Linked DNA regions of Homo sapiens: region 2 is linked to region 1. Evidence: chromatin contacts called from ENCODE Hi-C or POLR2A ChIA-PET data. All regions are on one chromosome and are shown on one strand. The core of a region is the stretch at or near the end of the contact, and the rest is flanking DNA. Distances in the headings are between cores, read along the strand shown. Region 1 overlaps CTDSPL2 (CTD small phosphatase like 2). Region 2 overlaps EIF3J (eukaryotic translation initiation factor 3 subunit J).

The links. Hi-C counts contacts between places; a loop is a spot of excess contacts on that map. ChIA-PET counts read pairs that join two places held with the same protein, here RNA polymerase II (POLR2A). Pooled maps may share reads with other maps.
Region 2: a loop to region 1 is called in a pooled map, with 4 times the contacts of the local background. The contact joins two enhancer-like sites. A Hi-C loop is called at or near these places in 3 of 50 pooled maps. POLR2A ChIA-PET finds 5 or more read pairs at or near these places in 7 of 52 experiments (H1, MCF 10A, Panc1 and 4 more).

The regions. Positions count from the first base shown.
Region 1 is chr15:44,467,118-44,474,452 of GRCh38, reverse strand. All of the region lies in intron 2 of CTDSPL2 (CTD small phosphatase like 2), which reads right to left. Among named protein-coding and RNA genes, the nearest start is that of CTDSPL2, 43 kb to the right of the region's middle. Within about 2 kb of position 5,597, at least 3 of the 41 ENCODE cell types and tissues checked have a DNase peak (open chromatin) inside an H3K27ac peak, as active enhancers do.
Region 2 is chr15:44,544,741-44,551,774 of GRCh38, reverse strand. It overlaps EIF3J (eukaryotic translation initiation factor 3 subunit J), which reads right to left. Exons shown (of 8, transcript NM_003758.4): 3 at 845-899; 4 at 253-344. Among named protein-coding and RNA genes, the nearest start is that of EIF3J, 11 kb to the right of the region's middle. Within about 2 kb of position 5,239, at least 6 of the 41 ENCODE cell types and tissues checked have a DNase peak (open chromatin) inside an H3K27ac peak, as active enhancers do.

The DNA.
Region 1 (7,335 bases), core at 4,348-6,847:
AGTGGTGCGATCTCCACTCACTGCAACCTCCGCCTCCTGGGTTCAAGCGATCTCCCGCCTCAGCCTCCTGAGTAGCAGGGACTACAGGCGTGTACCACCATGCCCAGCTAATTTCTTGTACTTTATTAGAGATAGGGTTTCACCATGTTGCCCAAGCTGGTCTTGAACTCCTGAGCTCAGGCAATCCACCCTCTGCCCTTCTCGGCCTCCTAAAGTGCTAGGATTACAGGCGTTACAGGCGTGAGCTACCGCACCTGGCCCCAAGAAAGTTCTTGATGAAGCTGTAAAACTGTTAAATCTCGGCCTTTATATATGAGTCTTAACATTCTGTGGGTGGTGGCTCACTCCTGTAATCCTTGCACTTTGGGAAGGCGAGGCAGGTAGACTGCCTGAGCCCAGAAGTTGGAGACCAGCCTGGGCAACACGGCGAAACCCCATCTCTTATAAAATATAAAAATTAGCCCGGTGTGGTGATGCAAACCTGTAGTCCCAGCTAGCTGAGGCGTGAGGATCACCTGAGCCTCGGAAATGGAAGTTAAAACAATGCAGGTTAAAAACAATAAGATACTCTACCCCTGTAGAAAGACTAAAGTTAAAAAGACTTACAATATCAAATACTGGTAAGAATGTGAGCAAGGGAAACTGCTTGAAATTGTTAAATGGAATGTTAGACGGTGAAATAGCTGGGCAGTTTCTCAAAAGTTAAAAAGTGTCTTCAACAAATGGTGCTGGGACTTAATGAAAATGAACATGCAAAATAATGAAGATGACTTCTTACCTCACACCATCTATAAAAATTAACTCAAATGTATCAAAGAGCTAAAAGTATAAAACTCATATAAGAAAATCTAGGGATACGGCTGGGCGCAGTGGTTCACGCCTGTAATCCCAGCACTTTGGGAGGCCGGGGCGGGTGGATCACAAGGTCAGGAGATCGAGACCATTCTGACTAACACGGTGAAACCCCGTCTCTACTAAAAATACAAAATATTAGCTGGGCGTGGTGGCGGGCGCCTGTAGTCCCAGCTACTAGGGAGGCTGAGGCAGGAGAATGGCGTGAACCCGGGAGGTGGAGCTTGCAGTGAGCTGAGATCGTGCCACTGCACTCCAGCCTGGGCGATAGAGCGAGATTACATCTCAAAAAAAAAGAAAATCTAGGGATAAATCTTTGTCACCCTGATTTTGCCAATAGTTTCTTGGATATACCAAAAGCACAAGCAACAAAATAAAAAATAAACAAAGTGGACTTCATCAAAATGTAAAAGTTCTGTGTTTCAGAAAGGGTCCACAGCATAGAAGAAAATATTTGCATATCTCTGAAAAGGGACTTGTATCTAGATTATATCAAGAACTCATGGCTGGGTGTGGTGGCTCACACCTGTAATCCCAGCACTTTGGGAGGCCAAGGTAGGATGATCTCTTAAGCCCAGGAGTTTGATATCAGCCTGGGCAACATAGTGAAACCCTGTCTCTACAAAAAATACAAAAATTAGGCCTGGCGCAGTGACTCAAGCCTGTAATCCCAGCACTTTGGAAGGCCAAGGCAGGCGGGTCACCTGAGGTCAGGAATTCAAAACCGGCCTGGGCCGGTGAAACCCTGTCTCCATTAAAAATAAAAAAAATTAGTTGGACTTGGTGGCATGTGCCTGTAATCCCAGGTACTCAGGGGGCTGAGGCAGGGGAATTGCTTGAACACAGGAGGTAGAAGTTGCAGTGAATGGAGACTGCGCCACTGCACTCCAGCGGGTGACAAAGTGAGACTCTGTCTCCAAAAAGTGGGGAAAGAAATTAGCTGGGCATAGTGGCACATGCCTGTAGTCTCAGCTCCTCAGGAGGCTGAGGTGAAGGATCACTTGAGCCCAGGAAGCAGAGGTTGCAATGAACCGAGATCATGCCAAAAAAAAAAAAACCACCTCTTACAATTCAATAATAAAAATAATACAATTAAAATACCAGACATTTCTCTAAAGAAAATGTAAATGGCCAAGAAGCACATAAAAAAGATGCTCCATACCATCAGTCATTAGGGAAATGCAAATCAAAACTACGACATACTGCTTCACACTCACTAGGATGGCTATAATAAAAAAGACAGACAATTACAAGTGTTGATTGTCCTCAAGACAACTGGAATCCTCATATTTTGCTAGTGGAACTGTAAAATGATGCAACCACTTTGGAAAACAGTCTGGCAGTTCCTTAAAAAGCTAAACACAAAGTTATCATATAACCCAGCAATTCAAGCTCTTACCCAAGACAACGGAAAACAGATGTCCATACAAAAATGTATACATGAATGTTCACAGCATTCTTCATATGGTCAAAATATGAAAACAATCCAAATGTTCATTAATTGATAAATGGATAATCAAAATGTGGTATATCCATACAACAGAATATTACTTGGCAATAAAAAGGAAATAGTGATATAATATATGCCACAACATGGATGTACTTTGTTTTTTCTCTTTTTTTTTTTTTAATTTTTATTCAATTCCCAGGACACAGCCCCAGGAGATCCTGAGAACAAATGCACCATGGATGCACTTTGAAAACATGCTAAGTGAAAGAAGCCAGACATAATAGACTATGGTTTCATTTACATGAAATGTCCAAAATATAGCAAAATCCATAGAGACAGGAAGCAGATTAGTGACTGCTTAGGGCTAGAGAGGAAGGGGAAATTTAGGAGCTAGAGGTTTCTTTTGAGGGTGATGAAAATATTCTAAAGTTGAGGCAATGGTTGCACAATTCTGTGCATGTACTAAAAGCTACTGAATTTATACTTTAAATGAATGAATGAACGATACTACTATACAACATAGTGCTGTGCCTATACTTAACTATACTATATTACATATTTAAAGTTTTCTAAGATAGTAGATCATAATAAAGGGGCAGGGTAAACTCTGGGAGGTGACAGATACGTTGATGGCCTTGATGATGGTGATGGTTTCACAGGAATATATTTATCCCCAAACTCATAGAGCTGTATACATTAAGTACAGCTTTTTATATCAAAAAATAATAAGTAAATAAAAGCTTCTACACTTCAAAAAAATGGGTGAATTTTCTGGTATATAAATTATATCTCAATAAAGCTGCTACAAAGAAGTTAAGCATACATCTTATGATCCAGCAATATCAATCTTATTTATCCAAATATTCCTAACAACTTTATTTATAATAGCCAAAAAACAGAAACAACTTAAATAGACAAATTGTGGTAGACTCACACACAGGAATACTACTCGGGGAGGGGAGGGGAAGGAATCAACTACAGATACATGTGGTAACGCGGAAGAAACCAAAAAATGTATGTTGTGTGTGTGAAGGAAGCAAGATAAACTGATTATAATCCTATGAAACTCTATAATGACAGAAAGATCAGTGGTTGTCTCAGGTGATGTTGGGTATAAAATAAGGATACTTTTTGGTCATGTGCATAAATCTGTCAGAATTCAAGAAAACAAACACTTTGAACAGGTGTATTTTATTGTGTTTAAGGTTTTTTTTTGAGAAGTCAATATAGGATATAGGAGGATAAATAAAATTCTAAAAAATAGCTAGTTCACTCAAATGACAGGAAAGGAAAAGAGAAACAAAAGATGGGACAAATCCAGAATACATAGTAAGATAGAAGACTTTAAACTCAAACATATTAATAATTACATTAAATATAAATAGACAAAATATGCCAATGTAGGCCAGGCGTGGTGGCTCACACCTGTAATCCCAGCACTTTAGGAGGCCAAGGTTGGTGTATCATCTGTGGTCAGGAGTTCAAGACCAGGCTGGCCAACATGGTAAAACACTGTCTCTACTAAAAATATAAAAATTAGCTGGGAGTGGTGGCAGGTGCCTGTAATCCCACTTACTCGGGAGGCTGAGGTAGGAGAACTGCTCGAATCCAGGAGGTGGAGGTTGCAGTGAGCCAAGATTGCGCAGCTGCACTCCAGCCAGGGTGACAGAGCGAGACTCTGTCTTTAAAATAAAAAAAAAAAGCCAATGTAAATATATACACACAGGTTTTATAAAGGCTGGAAAAACATATATCATGCAAATAGTAAGTAAGAAAACTGTATGGCTATATCAATATTAAAATAAACTTCAAAATAAATAATATCACTTGAGATAATGAGATACATCATAATATTAACAAGAACAAGTCATACGCTTATAAATACATGAAGCTTCAACATACATGAAGCAAATATTGACAGATAATGAAGTAGACAAATGCACAAAAATAAGTGATTTTAACATCCCTCTCTTAATAACCAATAAAACAAGTACATGAAAAAATAAGATAGCTGACTATGCAGTCGCCATTTTTTTTTTTTTTTTTTTTTTTTGAGACAGAGTCTCGCTCTGTCGCCCAGGCTGGAGTGCAGTGGCGTGATCTCGGCTCACTGCAAGCTCCGCCTCCCAGGTTCACGCCATTCTCCTGCCTCAGCCTCCCAAGTAGCTGGGACCACAGGTGCCTGCCACCACACCCGGCTAATTTTTTTGTATTTTCAGTAGAGACAGGGTTTCACTGTGTTAGCCAGGAAGGTCTCGATCTCCTGACCTTGTGATCCACCCACCTCGGCCTCCCAAAGTGCTGGGATTACAGGCGTGAGCCACCGCGCCCGGCCACCATTCTTTTGTTTCTTTACTTCTTTAATAAACTTGCTTTCACTTTAAAAGAAGATATAGAAAATTAGAATATTATCAACCATTTGGATATAATTGATATTTATAGAATACTGCACTGAACAACTCCGAAATATCACATATATTCCCAAATACATATAGAACATTCAACAAGATAGAATATGTGCTAGTAAGTACCAAAAAATACCAAAGAAATCAAATTATACAGAGTATATTAATATTCTTGAATCGAAATGAATAATCCATGGGTCAAAATAAATCACAAGAAAAATGAAGTAATAAAAAATAAGGTATCAAAATATATGGCATATAGAGAAAGGAATACTTTAAAATTCATACCTTTAAATACCTACATTAGAAAAAAAAATAGTGTAAAATTAATGTTCTAATCAAGGAAGTAGCAAGCTACAGCCATAGGCAAAATTCAGCACACTAATTGTTTCATATGGGCAAGAAAGTAAAAATATTTTTTGTACTTATAAATGGTTGGAGGTAAATACATCAAAAGAACAATAATATTTCATGGCACATGAAAACTATATGAAATTCAAATACAGTAGTTCCCCCTTATGCTCACGTGACACCTTTCAAAACCCTCCAGTGGTTGTCTGAAACCACAGACAGTGCCAAACACTACATATACTGTTTTTTCCTCCATATATATACACCTATGATAAACCTTGAATTATAAATTAGACACAGTAAGAGATTACCAATAAAATAGAACAATTATCAGCATCACTAGTCTTGTACTCTGGGGCCATTATTAAGTAAAATAAGGATTAATTGAATACAAACAGAGTGGTATCTACACAGCTGATATGATAAACAAGAAAGCTACTAAGTGACTAACAGGAGTACAGCATATACATATGGATACTCGGGCAAAGGGATGATTAATGTCCCAGTTGTGATGGAGCAGGATGATGTAAGATTTTATCATGCTACTCAGAAAGGTGACTAATTTAAAACTTACCAATTATTTCTGAAATTTCCCATTTAATATTTTCAGACCCTGGCAACCACAGGTAACTAAAACTATGGAACACAAAACCAAAGATAGGGGGGAACTACTGTACCCGTGTCCAAAGCCATGTTCATTCATTTATGTAGCCGTCTACAGTGGCAGTTGAATAGTAGCTGCAACAGAGACAATATTGTCCACAAAGCCTAAAATATTTCTTACCTGAAATATTTATAGAAAATGTTTACTGATATCTGATTTAAGCTCTCACTTCAAGAAGCTACAAAAGTAAAAGTAAATCAAACTGAAAACAGAAAATACTGAAAATAGTGGAAATCAATTAAACAGAATGAACAGTTAATATTAAAAATCCCTTTGAACGAATAATGAAATTGATAAACCCAAGCAAGACTCATCAAAATAAAGATCAATAAATTATCTAGATCAGGAATGAAAAGAGGAGCACCATTACAAATTCTATAGACAGTATTAAATTAATAAATACCAACAAAATATGATGTCAAATAAATCAACTTAAATTCCTTAAAAACATGTATGACTAAAACAAGAAAGAGAAAAGCTAAATAATCTCATCTATATTAGAGAAACTAAATTACAGTAAAAGATACCCCACAAAGAAAATTCCAGTTACATTTTAGAAATCCCACTCCAGAATTCAACAGTGAATTCTGCCAAATATTTAAGAATGAAATAACACCAATCGAACACAAGCTCTTTCAGAAGAGGAGGAACAGTCCTCAACTTGTTTTATGGCACCAGCTTAATCTTAATCCCAAAATTTAAAAACATTACAAATCAAGACAAAACTACAGAAGAAATCCTCCATGAATACAGATACAAAAATTCTTAAAAAAAAATCCCCAGCAAATCAACTCCAAGTTACGATTTCCATTCAAAAAAAAATTTATGTACTACTCTACATTAAAAGAATAAGAGGGGCCTGCCACAGTGGCTCATGCCTGTAATCCCAGCACTTCGGGAGGCCGAGGCGAGTAGATCACTTGAGGTCAGGAGTTCAAGACCAGCCTGGCCAACATGGTGAAACCCCATCTCTACTAAAAATACAAAGAATTAGCCAGGCATGGTGTCACGTGCCTGTAATCCCAGTTACTTGGGAGACTAAGGCAGGAGAATTGCTTGAACCCAGGAGGCAGAGGTTGTGGTGAGCTGAGATCGCACCACTGTACTCCAGCCTGGGCGAGAGAGTGAGACTCCGTCTCAAAAAAAATAAAATAAATAAATAAATAAGAAAAGAATAAGAGAAATCTGAAGCCAAAAAGCCTTTGAGAAAACTCAACAACAAAATAAAAACATTTTACAAACAGGAATAGAAAAGAACTTCCACCAACTAATAAAAGATAACTAAGAAAAACATCTAGCTAACATCATACCTAATGGTAAAACAAATTCTCTTCCCCTAAGGACAAGGCAAGGGTGTTGTTCTCACCACTGCTACTGAACATGGTAATACAGATCCTAACCAATGTAATAAGTGAAGAAAAAAATAAGTCCCAGTGATGACAAAGGGTAAGCAAAACTCTCATTATTTGGCATATGACATAATTATATATGCATAAAACAAGACAGAACCCTAGTTCCTTTAGTGGAGAACAGTATTTAGAAACCAAGATCTGGGTGCTATGTGCACACAGTTCAGCAGACAGAGCAAGGCAATAGAATCATGTGCCATACAA
Region 2 (7,034 bases), core at 3,990-6,489, 78 kb before region 1:
TCACTGACTGTAGTCACTGCACTATCATGACTATTCCTGAATGTTTGTGAAAACTTAAAAGACACTCATATATAAAACTGGGTTCTGTTTTTGCAAAAACCACAAATCAATTTGTTTTGGATTTTACCTATCTTATGGTATCCATTTACAGTCTTCACAGAGCCCTTCAAATTCCTAGGTAATATTTGCAGCCTGTTAGAAACTATACCACTACCGATGTGAGAATTCTGTATTTTAGAAAACAGAATTTACCCTCTTTTTAATTTCTTCTTGCCTTTTCTTCTGTTGCCGTTCTTTCTCTTTTATCTTCTCTGCTATTTTTTTCTTTTCTGAAATTTTTACCTCTAAAAGTAAAAAAAAGTTTTATTCAGTTATACTGAGTATTTTCCAGTTTATGGATGAGACAGACATGATACTTGTATACTATTAAGAGACCAAACCTTTCCCAGCTTCAAACAGTGATTTTTCTCACAAATAATGGGAAACTTCTGGGACTCTTCCTTCTCCTCTCTAATGTGACCCCTAAGATCCAAATATCTCTTCATATTTCCCCACCGTCCTATAGGCAGGGCTTAGATCATTCAACTATAATTAATGCCAGAACCTCTACCCTTTCCTACTAACAAGCACTCATACAGAAATACAGCAAGTATCTAATCTGATTATATTTTGAGGCGATAGAGAAAAGTTGCAGGGAAAACAGAATAAAGTGGGAATGGAAGGACACTTGGTTTCTAAATACCAAAATGTTCCATTTTGTGAGCGTTCTGTCATTTGTCTTAATACAAGTCACAAATGCTCAGCAAGACATAAAAACAAAAATGGAGGCGCCCCAGTGGCTCACCTGGTTTTACTTCTGCTTCCTCTTTTTTTTCATCATCATCGTCATCCCAGTTATCCTAAAGAAAAGGACTTCCATTAATAATTCTTGCATGTTTGCTTTTCTATGTGAACTTTATTATCAACTTGACTAACTCCAGAGAAATGTTTGTTGGTATTTTTTTGTACTGCATTAAATTTATAAATTAATGTAGGGGGAATTGACATCTTATAATGCTGAGCTGCCCTAACCAAGAATAAGAACTGTCTTTCCATTTGATCAAGTACATTTTTGTACCTTTCAGAAGTGTTTTAAAGTGATTTCCCTATTAGAGGCTCTGCGCATTTCTCTTTAGATTTATTCCTAAGTATTTCATCTTGTATGTTGCTATTATAAATAGGGTGTTTTCCTATTATGTCCTCTAGGTGGCTATTATTTGTGTATAAAAACCTATCGGCAAGACCCAGTCTCTGCAAAAAAAAAAAAAATTAAAAAATTAACTGGGCAACGTGGCATGTGCCTGTAGTCTCAGCTACTTGAGAGGCTAAGGTGGGAAGATCACTTGAGCCCAGGAGGTTAAGGCTGCAGTGAGCTATGATAGTGCCACTGCACTCTATCCTAGGCAACTCACTATCATAAAAACCCTGTCTCAAAACAAATAAACAAAAATGACTATTGGCTTTTTTATATGTTAATATCCTGCTACCTTACTGAATTCATTTATCACTTAAGTTAGATTTATCGTTGCTTCTCTAGGGTTTTACAGGTATGCTACCTTATCTGCAAACAAAAGATAGCTTTACTTCTCTACCAATCCTTAGGCCCTCACAAGTGATTTACCTAATTGGGCCAGCTAAACCTCTAGTGCAATGTTGAACAGCAGCAGAAGTAATGGGCATCCTTGCTTTCTTGATGGAAATGCCTCTATTGTTTCCCCATGAATTGCTATGCATCCCAACAAATTTATGCAATAAAATTTACCAGACTTTTTTTTTTTTTTTGAGACGGAGTTTCTTGCCCAGGCTGGAGTGCAATGTCACGATCTCAGCTCACTGCAACCTCCACCTCCTAGGTTCAAGCGATTCTCCTGCCTCAGCCTCCCCAGTAACTAGGATTACAGGCATACACCACCATGCCTGGCTCATTTATTTTTAGTAGAAATGGTTTTTTTTTTTTTTTTTTTTTTTTTTGAGACGGAGTCTCGTTCTGTCGCCCAGGCTGGAATACAGGGACGATCTCAGCTCACTGCAACCTCTGCCTCCCAGGTTCAAGTGATTCTCCTGCCTCAGCCTCCCGAGTAGCTGGGATTACCAGCACATGCCACCATGCCTGGCTAATTTTGTATTTTTAGTATAGACAGGATTTCACCATGTTGGTCACACTGGTCTCGAACTCCTGATCTCATGATCCGCCCGCCTCGGCTTCCCGAAGTGCTGGAATTACAGGCGTGAGCCACCGTGCCTAGCCCCAGTCTTTTCTTTCATTGCCTCTGGATGGATTTCAAGTCAATTAGAAAGTCTTTTCTTGTTTTTTTGTTGTTTTGTTTTGTTTTGTTTTGTTTTTGAGTTGGAGTTTTGCTCTGGTTGCCCAAGCTGGAGTGCAATGGCATGATCTAGGCTCACTACAACCTCCACCTCCCGGGTTCAAGCAATTCTCCTGCCTCAGCCTCCCAAGCAGCTGGGATTAGACATGCACCACCATGCCTGGCTAACTTTGTATTTTTAGTAGAGATGGGGTTTGTCCATGTTGGTCAGGCTGATCTCGAACTCCCAACCTCAGGTGATCCGCCCACCTCAGCCTCCCGAAGTGCTGGGAGTACAGGCATGAGCCACTTCGCCCAGCCAGAAAGTCTTTTCTTACACCTAAGAATTCACCCACAATTTCTTCTAGAATGTATAGGGTTTCATTTTTTTTTTTATTTAGATCTCTGATTTGGAGTTTTTTTCTTGTGTTATGATATGCAACATGGATCTAATTTCATTTTTTTCCCAAATGGCTACCCAGTTGTCACAGCATCATTTATTAAAAACCCTTTAATAAATAATGGTTTTTTTCCCTGGGCTATGGTTTGAATGTGTCCTCCAAAGTTCATGTGATGAAATCTCCAATCCAACAGTGTTGAGAAGTAGGGTCTTTTAGAAATGATTAGAGGCAAAGCCCTCATGAATGAATTATTAATACCTTTATATTAGGAGTAGATATCTGATAAAAGGATGAGTTCTGACACCTCCTGCAATCCTTTGTGCTCTTTTGCCCTTCTGCCCCAGGATAATAGAGCAAGAAGGCCCTCGCCAGATGCCAGCACCTTGATACTGGACTTCTCAGCCTCCATAACCATAAGAAATAAATCTGTTGTTTATACAATACCCAGTCTATTGCATTCTATTGCAGCAAAAAACATTTTAAGATACCTTGTGACTTACCATATACTAAATTTTCATATGTACTTGGTCTATTTCTGGGCTTTTGATCCTATCCCACTAGTCTACTGTCTCTCCATATAACGGTACCATACTGGGTTTTTTTGGTCTTGTTTTTTGAGACGGAGTTTCACTCTTGTCGCCCAGGTTGGAGTGCAATGGCGCGATCTCAGCTTACTGCAACCTCTGCCTCCTGGGTTCAAGTGACTCTCCAGCCTCAGCCTCTGGAGTAGCTGGGATTACAGGTGTCCACCATCATGCCGGGCTAATTTTTGTATTTTTAGTAGAGACGGGGTTTCTCCATGTTGACCAGGCTGGTCTCGAACTCCTGACATCAGGTGATCCTCAGCCTCCCAAAGTGCTGGGATTGCAGGCGTGAGCCACCATGCCCAGCCGGTACTGTTTTAATTACAGAGGCTTTACTTTAATGTCAGCTAGAGCTAGTCCTTCCTTGTAGGTTTTCAGATTTTTTAGTGTTTTCTTGGCCTTTCTTGCATGTTTTGTTTTTCCATATGAACCCTCATATCAACTTATCTAACTTCATAAGAAAGCTTCTCCATTAGCAGTTAGGACAACCTAGCTGAAATCAATAGCCTCTCTGAAAGTGATTCAGTTATTAATAAATAAAAACTGAGAGAACTTTATAGTTCTTACTTCCCCCCAAATGTAAAAAGCATCCTATACTCTGGCCAATAGCTCATTTATTTCAAGTAGTATTCCATACAACATAAGCCTGGTTAATGAATTAAGTCTATATAATTCTAAAGCCCACTATTAAAAAGGAGTCAGGCCGGGTGCGTGGCTCATGCCTGTAATCCCAGCACTTTGGGAGGCTGAGGTGGGCGGATCACGAGGTCAGGAGTTTGAGACCAGCCTGGCCAACATAGTGAAACCCTGTCTCTACTAAAAATACAAAAAATTAGCTGGGCGTGGTGGCAGACACCTATAATCCCAACTACTTGGGGGCTGAGGCAGGAGAATCACTTGAACCCAGGAGTGGGAGGTTGCAGTGAGCCAAGATTGTGCCACTGCACTCCAGCCCAGGTGACAGTGCGGCGAGACTTCGTCTCAAAAAAAAAAAAAAAAAAAAAAAAGAATCAAGGCCGGCTTACGCCTGTAATCCCAACACTTTGGGAGGCCAAGGCAGGCAGATCACCTGAGGTCGGGAATGCAAGACCAGCCTGACCAACATGGAGAAACCCCGTCTCTACTAAAAATACAAAATTAGCTGGGTGTGGTGGCACATGCCTGTAATCCCAGCTACTCGGGAGGCTGAGGCAGGAAAATTGCTTGAACCCAGGAGACAGAGGCTGTGGTGAGCCGAGATCGCGCCATTGCACTCCAGCCTGGGCAACAAGAATGAAACTCCGTCTCACAAAAAAAAGTCAACAGCTAATCAAGCCTTCATGGATCCCACTCTCTAACTCAGGGCACTTTAATCCCAGCACTTTGGGAGGCCGAGGCAGGCAGATCACTTGAGACCAGGAGTTCCGAGACCAGCCTGGCCAACATGATGAAACCCCGTTTATACTAAAAAATACAAAAATTAGGTGGGCATGGTGGTGCACGCCCGTAATCCTAGCCACTCAGGATGCTGAGGAACAAGAATCATTTGAGCACAGGAGGCGAAGCTGCAGTGAGCCAGGATCGAGCCACTGCACTCCAGCCTAGGCAACAGAGACTCTGTCTCAAAAAAAAAAAAAAAAAAAAAAAAAAAAGATCTATACTCTGTTTTTTCTATGCCTAACTCAATCATTGAGCTAAATATAAACCAATTATCAAACACAATTTTCTAAAAGCTCCACAGAACTTAGAAGGCTCAAGTTTAATAGGGACAGACACAGCCCTATGATTAAAGATGGCTTTAATCATAGGTAGCCTGGCCATTGTCTCAGCAGCCACCAGGCACACTATGACATGCCATTTGAAGCTGAGTGGCAAGATGGCAAAAGCAGGGCAAGAGGCCCTGATGCTACTAAAGAAGCAAAGGCTGACTAGTATGACTAATATGCCACAATATGACACCAAGCTTCTGGTTTCATAACACGACAGATCACAAATTTGTATCAGTCTAGGAATATAAACTAACCAAGCCTTGGTTCTTAATAAAAATCTCTAAGTCCAGTAAAGAAATTAAAAATTCAACATCCTGATTAAGGCTGTCATACAGTCTGCAAGCATAATTAAAGGAACTTTGTATTAAAAAGTAAGTGTATTTTTATATTCATCTTACTTCAGCAATTTAACCCACAGCTCGCAGTTTTAACAGATTGAAAGCAAACCAGCTAGTCATTATTTGAGTAACTGTGATACTAGAGTTAGAAATTAGAGATCAAACGTTTGTATTTCGCCGTTAGTTTGCTAAGTGCTATACATCACAGTACAAAAGGAACCAAAGAGCTAAAAATAAAAGTGAATTACTAGGCATTTTTTGTTGTTTAAATCTTCACAGAACACAGGAAGGCTGGATCTGTGAGTGATAGGGGGCAGTGTTTCAGATAGGAGGACCATTTGCTTACTTCCAGAAGATGCATATTTAAAACCCTTCTGAGAAACAGGTGTAGTAACAAGGTTAATTCTCACAACAGTCCTGTAAGAAGGTAGTGTTATTCCCCCATTTTAAAGAAAAGGAAACCCAGGCCCAGACATAGCCAACCCACAATCTCAGTGAAAAACTAAGGGACCTGCTCTGAATGGACCAAAGTTCTTTAAAGTGTCATAGGTATAAAGTTACAGTTAGAAGAATAAGTTCTGGTGTTCTATTACACAGTACGGTGATTATAGCTAATAACAATGTTATATATTTCAAGATAGTTCCATAAGAAAATTTTGAATGTTAACACCACAAAGAAATGATAAATGTTTAAAGTGATGAAATGGTAATTACAATGTATACATGCATTGAAACATCACAATATACCCCATAAATATGTACATTATTTGCCAATTATAAAAACTAATTTTAAAAAAGTTTTAAATAACTAAACATTTGACTGACCTTTTTATTGAAAATAAAATGATTTACTTTTTTAAAAAGCATGTTTTAAACACTTGCTTACAAAGTTCACGGTTTAGTAGAGTTCAATTCACTGTAATAAAGCAGCTTACAACACATCTTTAGAGTAACATGCTGAGATACATCCTTTAAATGTATACATGTAAACAGCTTCATTTAAGGCTTTAAACACAATGTTAAGGAAGGTCTTTAAAAAGCATGTTTTAAACACTTGCTTACAAAATTCACAGTCTGGTAAACAATTTAATTCGCTGGAATAAAGCAATTCCAATGCAATTCCAATGCAAAATAATAAAAATAAAAATAGTATTATAGTAAATATGACTTCTTCCCTGAGTCCTGAAGTATAAAATAACTAACTGGGAACTAAGTCCCTCTCCTGGGAACTCTGGGAATCTCATAAAGAGAAGGATTATTACACATATTAAGATATGCCCAGCTAGAGGTATACTGGTTACCAAACTTCTCACCTTAAATTGCCTGTAGTGGTTCTCTACTGATCTTTTTTTTTTTTTTGAGATGGAGTCTCACTGTGTCGCCAGGCTGGAGTGCAGTGGCGCAATCTCAGCTCACTGCAACCTCCGCCTCCTAGGTTCAAGCAATTTTCCTGCCTCAGCCTCCTGAGTAGTTGGGACTACAGGTATGCACCACCATGCCTAGCTAATTTTTGTGTTTTTAGTAGAGACCGGGTTTCACCATGTTGGCCAGGATAATCTTGATCTCTTGACCTCGTGATCCACCCACCTCAGCCTCCCAAAGTGCTGGGATTACAGGCGTG